2 separate regions of the Homo sapiens genome follow, and region 1 is linked to region 2. A link is a contact called in ENCODE Hi-C or POLR2A ChIA-PET data. All regions are on one chromosome and are shown on one strand. The core of a region is the stretch at or near the end of the contact, and the rest is flanking DNA. Distances in the headings are between cores, read along the strand shown. Region 1 overlaps SLC7A11 (solute carrier family 7 member 11). Region 2 holds the start of SLC7A11-AS1 (SLC7A11 antisense RNA 1).

Region 1 (5,897 bases), core at 676-3,175, 92 kb after region 2:
TCATGACATATACTTTAGTGATATGCTGTAGTCATGCGACCAGGTAACAGGCACCAACGTGCCTTAGTAGCAAAATCTCTTTCATGGTGCACAGATAATGTATTAAACGTACTCCCTTAAATGTAATTCAACTTAATTTAAATTGTTTTTAAATCTTTGGCTAGAACAAACTCTAAGGACAAAAATGGATACTTTATTAGAGATGTTCTGTTGGAATTATTTTACTAGTTAAATGCCATGATGATTTATGGTTTTGATTTTAAAAGACTGGCTCTTTGATAATTATGATTAGAACCCACTTTAATGTGGAGTCAAGAGCACCGGCTGCTTGTTACATGTTAAAGTCTTTCAGTGCATATTGATTTTTCTGTTGAGATCCACAATAATAACTGACAGGAATAAAACAAGCCAACTCCTATTCAACCGCTAATAAAGATGCCACCAGCATTAGGCAATGAATATTACTAGAAACAAATCCTGACAACATGACTGACAACCTTATCTATGCCATTTCTTAAAAACAAATAAATCGTGAGGTCAAATCAATCCATGAGTCAAGTCTGAAGAAGATGACAAGCTTTTTCTCCAGTCCTCCAAAAGGGAGATGCTTACTTATGGTAAATGGGTATCAAGTGGTAAATTTGTAGATCTTCTCTTTCCCTGTATATTTTACATTTCTATTCTTTTTGGAGTGTATAATATAGAGAAAGAGCAATGTAACAAGTCACAACATTTAAGTACTTAAAATGCCTATTTTGTAAAGGCAAATTCCTTTTTGGAATTGGCATTAACAAAGTATCTCCCTTACTCCTCCTCACCATGGCTGTCCACAACTCTAGCATAAAGACAGACAGAAGTAGCCCATACTTTGAGTATATCAGGTCATTGAACACATTCATGAAAAATCAACATACCAAACATTCATTCATACAGTCATTTTTCAAAAATTTGACATACAAAGTTCAAGCCCATCACATAAAAAATTGGATCCACTGTTTTTTTTCCAACTTAAAATAAATCCAACAGGAAAGCACTGCCTGCAAGAGTTAAACATTTTTATTCCACAGATGCTGCCCCCAGCCCAACCTCCCCATCAGCAAGTTATGACAAAGGGAGGACTAGGTATTAGGAGAGAGATTTATGTAAACCCATCAAGATTGCTGAGGTTACCTTGAAAGGACGATGCATATCTGGGCATTTGTATCGAAGATAAATCAGCCCAGCAACTGCCAGCCCAATAAAAAGCCACCTGGCAAAACTGAGGAAATTCAAAAGACTGTCGAGGTCTCCAGAGAAGAGCATTATCATTGTCAAAGGGTGCTGAGGGGGGAAAGGGAAGCAAGCTTGGTGAATTCAGTGAAAACACAGATGATTAACAACAAAAACCTCACTATGCATTACGACCTTTTTCAAATAATTATTTATACCGATAAATTATCATCATAGTTAAAACTTGGATTTGACTAATCTCTTTTCTATATTCTGTTGTCATAATCCATTTACACACCAGTAACAGTATGAGAGTGATATGGCCATTATACTTTATTCAAGTGGAATTCTATATGAATGTTGTGTTGTGTTTTTAGTTCCTTTTGCATTTGAGAGAAGATAGTATGTCTTCAAAGAGTAAAAGAAAGGTTACTCAATGACTCAAAATTGAAAGACTCAAAGATTGAGATGATTAGTAAATAACCGATAATGAACAGTAAAAGAGGCCCAATTGGAAGATTTACAGAAAGCTCTGCAAATGCTCTCCGGTGAGCTCTTGGCTATCCACACCCAGGAAACACAGACACTCATAGGTGATTCTGTTGGCTCTTGATTGCAAAACATTGACCTTTTTTCCTCCACATTTACTCTCCTGGTGTGCTTGCCGTGTGTGACCCTCAAGACCACGGAGAAGAATGAAGCGCAGAGATCAGCTTAGCAAGTCTCTGCAGCTGCACATGCCAAGGACAGCATGACTGATAGCAGAGGCTTAAAATGAAAGCCCTCTTCACGGAATAATACATTCTGTTCCCACAAGTGACGTTAACATCCAGATTCTGCACAGAGAGTACACATACTTTAAAAAGAAATTTCAAGGAAACGTTCTGAAACAAATTAAATGCATGAAAAAAAAATGTTCAGTGCATTCTGTGGTGCTCCTGACAACAGACTCCAGTTGAGAGAAATGTTACAAAATCATCAGTAAAAATGAATATAACATTGCCAATGGGTATTTGAGGACTTTTACACCTCATACAGTCTTTTGTAGCTCACATTTCACACTTTGCTCTGCAGAAAGAATTTTACAACTCAAATTTACCTCGTGGTGCTTTTATTTTTATCCTGCAGGATAAAAGACACTTGCTCTCAAATGTCTCAAATGAATCATGGCACTGTCTAGGATTTTATCAATTGTTTCAATAATTTTGTGTGCATTTCATTATAAGGTGCCTAGATGATACATCTGGGTACTTTTTGGACTGTAGCTTTTTGCTCTACTTTCCTTAAGTCATTGGGACTTAATACTCTACATTCTTTTCTGTGAGGTGCTATGTCAATGAGAGGAGCCAAGCCAATCATTTTCCTTAGACCTTACACATTTCTGCAAAGATGAAAGTGAGGTGATGATGATTTTTGCCCCAAAGCATCAAAAAAAATAGGCATCAGAAACATGGAGTAAAGGGAAGAGATGGAAGATATCCTGCCTCCCAAACTCCACCATGACATACATTAGCAATGAATGAGAAAGTAAAATACTATCTAATGTCTGGTTGGAATTCCTTTTTGCTAACCTATTATTCAAGGTTATATCTAGATATACTTGTTAATATGCATTACCAAAACAATAACAGCTGGTAGAGGAGTGTGCTTGCGGACATGAATCATGGAGAGGATTTCTGGAAGGTGACCCTCTCGAGACGCAACATAGAATAACCTGATGGGAGAGAAATGTGGGTGGAGTTGACTGTATGATTGATCATTTCAAAGGGAAAATCCAAAAATCCCAGAGAAAACGTGCATCTTTTCATACCAAATGGTCAGGTATTCCTTAGGTGATTGCCTAAGTTCACTTTTCAAATAAGGTGGAGAAATATCATAGGAAATCTAAATTTGGATTTTACAAAATCTGCCAACATTATATTATTCTTTGAAGAGAAAGAATAGCAATATCTGACTCAGCATAGCTCTCTCTACATATAAATAGCTGATGGGAAATCTAGTTCTAGATTCCTAGTATTATATGTGTGTTGTCAATCCAATTCAACAAACACACACACATGCACATCCACAGGTACACACACCTATATGTAGCATTCACATTTATCTGATTGGCTTTTAATCGTATATTAAAACAAAAAGACTATTGCATCAAACTAAACAAAGGAAATACTGATGGTAGGGGTGGTGATTTCTGATGTCTCTTACTTTACTTTTTTCTTGGCATCTTCAGAGAAACAGAAAATTATATCACCAGAAATAAAATGCCATTGTTAGACTGTGGAAATACTATTTTTAAAAAAGCCACATGTCCGTCTTCCAAATAAGCTATTAATAGGCAAGCAGTGCCCTCTAATGGACAGAATAAAACGTGCTGTTGATACTTGGACCAATATTTCAATCTTGCATGTCCCTTTAAAAACAACAGGTTTGGAGGCACTATTTCTTTTCTTTTTAAAGTTATCCTTATCACATCCAATCTCAAAAACAGAAATGTGTTTCTGGAAATACATGAACTCACTCACCTGGAGACAGCAAACACACCACCGTTCATGGAGCCAAAGCAGGAGAGGGCAACAAAGATCGGAACTGCTAATGAGAAATTTCCCAGTAGCCGCTCAGAAAAGGTCTAGTGAAAGAAAGAACGAAGCAAATTAATGCCTTGCCAGAAAGTGGAATAAAATGAAACAATTTAGGCCAAACTTGCTCTATGACTTTCTATTAGCCTGGTGATACTTGTATGTTTTATAATTTCTCTCTTTGGTTAGGGTCAGACTAACTCCGTAGACAATAATCAAAAGCAAGGACCATGGCATTGCTTGTTGCAAAACTATAGTCAAAGATCTAAACAAGCACCTTCTCTCTACTTTCAAAAAGCAATGATCCATTTATCGAATCTTTATCAACTATGATGTGTATTGTCTCTGACTCTGACAAGTGATAAAAGCTCAAATCAGAAGTTCTACTGGAGATAGAAATCTTTCTGTATAATACGTTCTCTTTAGCCTGGAAAACCAAATTTTATATTGAAATACACTGAGAAGTATTACAGATATGTGTTTCATATGCCAATCCCATTCTTAGGAGGTAAATAAAATAATTGATGACTTAATAATTTATAGCATATACATGAGTAGCTCTGAAAATCTTTTTCCCAGAAAATCACACTAGCTAAATCTCTGTTTATAAAGTCCCTCCCTCCCCCTCATGTATGTGTCAATTTCTTTTGTGGTTTCCTATAAAAAGGCTAGAACACAAATATAAGTCCGATAAGCCACAGAAACTTAAAAGATAAACACAACTTCTAAAATGTTCTTTTATGCCATGATATGTGCGATATTGCAAATTTCCATGAAGGATGTATTTTCCAAAAAAAGAAAATGTGTTGGATTCATTAGTTGTCCTTGATGCAGCTGGTGCTATGCAATTAATGGGCCACATTATGCCCAAAGAATAAGTGCTGCCCTTTGTCTCAAAAGATGAGATGACTGACCTGACTTCAATAAGCTTTGTATATTTGATTGTCTGGTGGGACTTAGAGCAGTGGTCGAAGTCTTTTTCAATGTAGTGAACTCATACACAGGTTCAAATGAAATGAGATAATTTATTCCCTGTAGATGCTGCTGATATGAGGTAATACTAACTATTTTAAAAGGAACTGACATCAAGTAATGGGAACTTAACTTTTCACCATTCATTGTTATGAGGTCAAGAGTGAATGGTCTCTTACTAGCTAAGTTTTATGCAAAATAAAAGTGTATCACAGAATAACAGTCTTATAACATGATCTTTGGGGACAAAGATGGTCCTAGTGTCAAATAAATTTTGGAAAATGCTATAAAATTATGTGTATCCACTTCTTAGGGAGTTCAAATGCATGTTGGTATCTTTAATATTCTGAGAAGTATTATAACAACATCGGTTTAACTTTGAATAACCCAGTATTTCCTAAATTTATTAATATCGCAGGACTAGTATTCAAAAGGATATACTAGGAAAACCAAATTTATATGGTCCACATCAAAATTCTTAAGTGACACTTGGGGAAAGGATTCTGAGTTCGCATATGAAAAGTTTACAAACAGGAAAGTGTACAGAATAAATTGTAATTTGCATAGAAAAAATGCATTTATTTAGATTCAATAACTGTCCACCTATCTTTAAAGACATGCTGGGAGAATAAGCTTTGGCAGATTTTCAAGCATGTATGTGTGAAACTGTTTTATAAGAAATTAGAAATAATGGGAAATCATATAGGAATTTAGATATATCAGTTAAATGGAATATGCTAAGGTATGCTCTAAATTTTTTAAATATTCACTATTATTCAGGTCAAGAAAAGATTACTGAATTTCAAAACACTTTCTGCTAGAGGGAACTACTATAAAATTGCATCAGCTCATTAACCTAAATTCCAATTGGCATTTTCCCAACTTGGACTTACCACTGCCACTGCATTTGAAAGCAGCAGCTCCTCAGCATTAATGGTCGTAAAGTAGGCCACATTTGTCAGCACATAGCCAATGGTGACAATGGCCATGGATATACATATTGCAAGGGGAATGGTTCTGAAATGCACAAAGGAATCACTTATTCATTATCTTTTGTTAGCCATTCTCTGATACCGAAGAAAATAACAGGCTAATTCAAATGAAGAATATAATGGTATCTACAATAATTATAGGCTCTGT
Region 2 (5,942 bases), core at 3,322-5,821:
GAGCAGGTTTGGTAGCCTAAAACTAATACAATTAACATGCAGCATAACTGGAGATGCCCATACTTATAATTTGTCAAAGAGAAAACGCACAACATTTAGATGAAATGCTTGAAAATTTGAGTTCAGATTCAGAGATACTTGTATAAACCTGGGATAAAATATACTCTTTCTGAGGAGAGAAAAGAGGCTGATGAGGGGTTTATATATCTTTATAAATCTCCAGTAAACAGATAACTAAAGGTCCAAGTCCTTCAGTTATTTAATTAATTACAAATTTTTAAATCAACTGCTCTACATGAAGCAGTTGAAATGTTCCAACCAATGATAGGCTTAATATCTACAAAATTTTGATAATTTTTCTGTCATTATTGAGATGAAAAATTAACTGTCAGGTTAAAAAATAGCCTCACTGTGGTTTGAAAGTTCAAACCCAATACGTATTGCCTAAGCTTATCGTAGTTTAATTATGTAGAAGCAATAAGCAATGCACAAAAGGTTAAACAGGGTGATATCCTCAGTAGCCCCTTTCATGATTCTATCTCTCTACCGTCACTGATTTTGTCCCTTTTTATTTTCTCCTTTCCACACAGCTCTTGTCAACCCAGCAACTTTAAGTACAAAACCCATATCATTCCAAACATGAAATAGATCACATTGTACCAATTATCTGTTGTTAAGAGAAAAATCCTCATTTCCACCTTCAATACAGCCAAAGCAGTTTTGAAATATTCTTAAAAAAAAGAAAGAAACCAAAAACAACTTGAACATAATAGAATAAAAATACTCCTTACACTTTCTTACCCTTTTCAAAATTGTCATCTCATTAGTCTACTTAAGAGATATAAGTAGGCCCAAGAACACTTTCATCCACGTTAGATAAATCGAGATATTTAGTGTAAATCTGAAATGGTAAATAATGATCTAACTATAATATCATCAGTAACACTGTCTCAGGGGTTAAAATATAAATGAATCTTTTTCTAAGGAAAAGTGATTTATTTCCCCAAGTTTCCCCCATCGGCTGCCATTTAATCATACAAAATTTTACTTATAAATACATTGGGAAATAAGTTTTCCATTAAATCAACACAGATCTTTATCAAGACATGTACCATGTTGAAACAGTTTTCCCCAGGAAAACTTTTTTCTCGTACAGGCTTCCACAAAATCTCTACAATTATCTCCACCATATATTTAATAAATCAAGTTTAAAAGTTATCGCAATTTAAATAACTGGACAGACATCATATGTCTTTGGGGAAGAAACAGATGCATAAAATAAATCAGAAAAATCATAAAAATAATTATAGAAGTAAATCATAAAAGAAATATAGAAAACCAAATTAGAAAGAAAAAGCAACTTTTTAGGGGAATATGGGTCAGACAGATTAATAGCTTTATCTTTGCTATTTTTTCCCATTTATAGTTGAAGAGACTATGGACATAAAACTTGGAACTTGGAGAAAGCTGTTTTTTTGCCTCTATAGTATTAAAATTGAAGTGAAACACACCCTATGTGTGAAGATTGTACATTCGTTTTCTTGCCAAGGCACAATTTCGGAGACAAATCTTTGAATTTGGAAGGCAATCTCCATAGAATCTGCCAGATATCAAAAAGCACATCATTTTCTTTACAAAGTTTCAAGTTAATCTGTTGGTGCCAGTTGGACGATGTGATTCGCTCAAAACAAGGACTAAGGAATCTAGTAGGAATTCTGAGAAAAGAGGATTTCCTGTCTTTCTATAGAAAGGGCTGTGTACACAGGTCCTGAGCTAGCTGGAATGGAAGCCAAACAAGTGTATCTCCAGCTATTATTGGGAATAGTAGAACAGAACGTTGACTGGGAACAGCCAGAGGGTTCAATTACCTATCATTCACTCTCATACTAATCAATTGGTGTTGTTCGGTTTGGTCTCAAGAAAAAGAAATTGTAAACTCCTAGAAGAATTTTAATTTATGCTCATTTTATTTTTTTAAATTGAATACTCTGCTTAGCATGGTACTGTTTATAGAATTCTCCCTGTTGAACTGTAGTTAAACTGAATTGTACACATGCTAATCCCTGAGAGAAAGATGAGGTATTTTTAATTAAAAACATCAATCATGTTAAAGACTATTAAATCTAGTAGATCACTTTACCTAATAGGCGTTTTAAATCAAACTTCTATTTTTGGAACTTTAAAAAATATTTTTCTACAGTCCCACTTCTACAAAGACATTCTTCAGTTTACACTGGAGACCAGTTTATGCAGTTTGTATTGGAGCCTAGTCAAATTCTTCCACACTCTTCCTACATTTCTTTGTATAATGACCCCCCTTTCCCCAAACTCTATTTCTGTTGTTAATTTCCTGAGGATTGTATAGAACGCTGCTTAAATGAGAAACATCAGTACTGAGGATGTAGGCAATGCCTTAATTGATCAGATAAACATGGTCCATTTAGTTTTGCTTTAACTCAAACTTCAAAGTACCAAGCTGTAGGTTTGCTACATTTTGGCAGAAGCAAAAAGCCTGAAACTCTTCAGGAGGTAAGGAAGCTATGGAAATTAGGCATCTGCCCAAAATCTAGGATAAAGAATAAACACTTAAAACTCATTTTAACATCTACTTTGAACTGAAAAGAAAAGGGCTCATGAGAACATTTGAATATAGGAAAAGGACAATTTTCAAGACTGTGAACTTGAACCCATTTGACAGCAGAGAATGTGATCTCAGGGCCATGTGATACTGGTCTGTCTTCATTAAAGTCCCATCAGCCCTACCAAGATGAAACAAACTTTCTAAATTTTCCTTTACTCTTCCAACTGCCATATGTGAGCTCTCGGTATGGACTTGCCTCGGGAGGATTTATATAGGCCTTTTGAACTTCTAACAGAGTCTCTCTTTTGAGTAACCATTTAAAAGATGATTAAATTTAATTAGACTGTATTTTTTCCTTTGACATGTGCCTTCAAAGTCCATTTTATTACATTCTTTTATCCTAGCAGCACACTAATGCTCTCGGGTGTAGGGCACCTTCAGATGCAGGAACACAGGAGGGAGATATTTATATACTCACTTAATCCCCTGGGAGTATTTTAGGAATGGCCGACATCTGACATCCATGCCTGCCCAGCAACACTGCCTGAGCTAATGTTGCTCAGGAATCAACTCAGACACATGACAATTTGGATGAGTAATCTGAGCCCTCCATACACCTGTCCTAGATAGGGGTTCAAGGTGCCCTTGGGTTGTATCATCTATTTATACCCTAATTATTTCTCTTTTGATGTTTTTCTTATTCTCTGAATTTATTGATAATAACTACACTTCGATAGTGTGTCCGGAACTGGTGGGTTCTTGGTCTCACCGGCTTCAAGAATGAAGCTGCGGACCCTCACAGTGAGTGTTAAAAGTTCCTAAGGGCGGTGTGTCCTGAGTTTGTTCCTTCTGATGTTCGGATGTGTTCGGAGTTTCTTCCTTCTGGTGGGTTCATGGGCTCGCTGGCTCAGGAGTGAAGCTGCAGACCTTTGCGGTGAGTGTCACAGCTCTTAAGGCACACTCTCGACTTGTTCGTTACTCCCCGGTGGGTTCGTGGTCTGGCTGGCTTCAGGAGTGAAGCTGCAGACCTTCACGGTGAGTATTACAGCTCATAAAGGCAGTGTAGACCCAAAGAGTGAGCAGTAGCAAGATTTATTGCAAAGAGCGAAAGAACAAAGTTTCCACAGTGTGGAAGGGGACCCTGTACAGTTGCCATTGCTGGCTGGGGCAGCCTGCTTTTATTCATCCTGCTGATTGGTCCATTTTGCAGAGAGCCAATTGGTCTGTTTTACAGAGAGCTGATTGGTCCGTTTTGACAGGGTGCTGATTGGTGCATTTATAATCCCTGAGCTAGACACAAAGGTTATCCACGTCCCCACTAGATTAGCTAGATACAGAGTGTCCACTGGTGTATTTACAAACCCTGAGCTAGACACAGAGTGCTGATTGGTGCATTTACAAACCTTGAGCTAGATACAGAGTGCCGAGTGGTGCATTCACAATCCCTTAGCTAGACATAAAAGTTCTCCAAGTCCCCACCAGATTCAGGAGCCCAGCTGGCTTCACCCAGTGGATCTCGCACCGGCCGCAGGTGGAGCTGCCTGCCAGTCCCGCGCCGTTTGCCCCCACTCCTCAGTCCTTGGGTGGTCGTTAGGACCGGGCGCCGGGAGCAGGGGGCGGCGCTCGTTGGGGAGGCTCAGGCCGCGCAGGAACCCACGGCGGGGGAGCGGGGAGAGGAGAGCAGGGAGGAGACTCAGGCATGGTGGGCTGCAGGTCCCGAGCCCTGCCCTGCAGGGAGGCAGCTAAGGCCCTGCGAGAAATAGAGCACAGCAGCTGCTGGCCCAGTTGCTAAGCCCCTCACTGCCCGGTGCTTGCGGGCTGGCCGGCCGGCTGCTCCGAGTGCGAGGCCCGCCGAGCCCACGCCCACCTAGAACTCGTGCTGGCCTGCAAGCGCCGGGCGCAGCCCCGCAAGCACCGCGCGCAGCCCGGCAAGCAACGCGCGCAGCCCCGGTTCCCGCCCGCGCGGAGCCCACGCCCACCCGGAACTCATTCTGTCTGGCAAGCGCCGCGCGCATCCTCGGTTCCCGCCGCGCCGTTGCCGCCGCTCCTCTCCCTCCTCACCTCCCCGCAAGCTGAGGGAGCCGGCTCTGGCCTTGGCCAGCCCAGAAAGGGGCTCCCACAGTGCAGCGGTGAGCTGAAGGGTTCCTCAAGCGCGGCCAGAGTGGGCGCCAAGGCCGAGGAGGCGCCCAGAGCCAGCGAGGGCTGCCAGCAAGCTGTCACCTCTCAATAGGAACTGGTACCAACCTACTTACGAAGAAGTATTTGTTTTAACCTGAACCTGGGGTAAGATTTACTCAAAGATTATTTCAGAGTCTAACCCACTCTTAAAACCATGTTTATACATTTACTAGAAATATAAGTCAGTGTCAATGGCATTACAGGGATCGATGGAAAGCAAGTACCTCAATACCTGTTCGACAATTAGGTCATGCAGAAAATCACTAGATGTACGATTCAGTAATTTTTACTTTTATTGGTAGAATTTGGAGAGAAGGAGAAGAAATATGACAAAGAGTAGCAGACATTTAAAGAAAAGGTAAAAGTCAACATTTGCAACCGGGTACTAAAGACTCATTCCTGTTAAAGGAGAGCAGATGTAACTGCTCAACTGCTTCACAATGCCTTTGGTGATAGCTCTTGCTGGGACATGTGGATGAATGCAGTTTTCTCTCTTCACAATTGCGTTGTTGCTTTAGCCAGAACGCTGTGGCATTTTACCAGCCTTTCCCTTCTTGGTCACATTTTTTACAAATATAAAGAAGAAAGAAAATGAACACATTGCAAGTAATTTCTTCTTCATTTTGGTGTGCTATTGAACAACACCGGTGTGCCCCTGTGGTCCTGGCTGCCTGCTTGCTGCTAACTTCCCCGGGCCTCTAAGGCTTGGGCATAGGGAGGCAGAAGATTGTTTGCGGTTTTTCGCTTTTTGCTTTTTCATTGGCGTGACAGTGCCCAGCAGTCTAGTCTATTCTTTCCTTTTTCATTTTTTCACTGGTGTGAAGGAGCACAGTCACTTAGCGAAAGAACGACCTGCGGCTAAAGGGAGCGAAGAAGAAAGGAGCAGGCCAGCCTGGCCTTTCTCTGTGGCCTGAAACTGCCTAAAGTTAATTGCTCACATAAGAAGAATAACTCGTGGTGCTGTAATTGAATTTTTATGGAAATAAACAGGTGGCAGATTTACTATAGCTGGGGGATAGTAGGGGGCGAAATGCTGTAGCCACATTAACCTGTTTAATTTAATAGCTTCGGTACTCATAGGGGGGAAAGAAAAAAGCAGTGTTGCTCTTTGAGTCAGTTGGATGCCAAATGTAAATAACTACAGTTACCCTAGCATGCCCAAGTGGTTGAGCAAAAAAGGGCT

What was found. A loop is a pair of places that touch in the nucleus more often than their neighbours do. ChIA-PET counts read pairs that join two places held with the same protein, here RNA polymerase II (POLR2A). Pooled maps may share reads with other maps.
Region 1: a map of Calu3 shows a loop between it and region 2 (13-fold over the local background). The contact joins the enhancer-like site here to the promoter of SLC7A11-AS1 in region 2. A Hi-C loop is called at or near these places in 32 of 168 maps with a recorded cell type or tissue (B cell, Caco-2, Calu3 and 22 more), 36 of 37 single-sample maps with no recorded cell type and 32 of 50 pooled maps. POLR2A ChIA-PET finds 5 or more read pairs at or near these places in 2 of 52 experiments (OCI-LY7 and WTC11).

What each region holds. Positions count from the first base shown.
Region 1 is chr4:138,179,471-138,185,367 of GRCh38, forward strand. SLC7A11 (solute carrier family 7 member 11) reads right to left here. Exons shown (of 12, transcript NM_014331.4): 7 at 5,651-5,774; 8 at 3,732-3,835; 9 at 2,827-2,923; 10 at 1,171-1,320. Among named protein-coding and RNA genes, the nearest start is that of LINC00616, 52 kb to the left of the region's middle. Within about 2 kb of position 1,926, at least 2 of the 41 ENCODE cell types and tissues checked have a DNase peak (open chromatin) inside an H3K27ac peak, as active enhancers do.
Region 2 is chr4:138,084,443-138,090,384 of GRCh38, forward strand. It overlaps SLC7A11-AS1 (SLC7A11 antisense RNA 1), which reads left to right and starts at 4,572. Exons shown (of 7, transcript NR_038380.1): 1 at 4,572-4,864. All of the region lies in intron 7 of LINC00616 (long intergenic non-protein coding RNA 616), which reads right to left.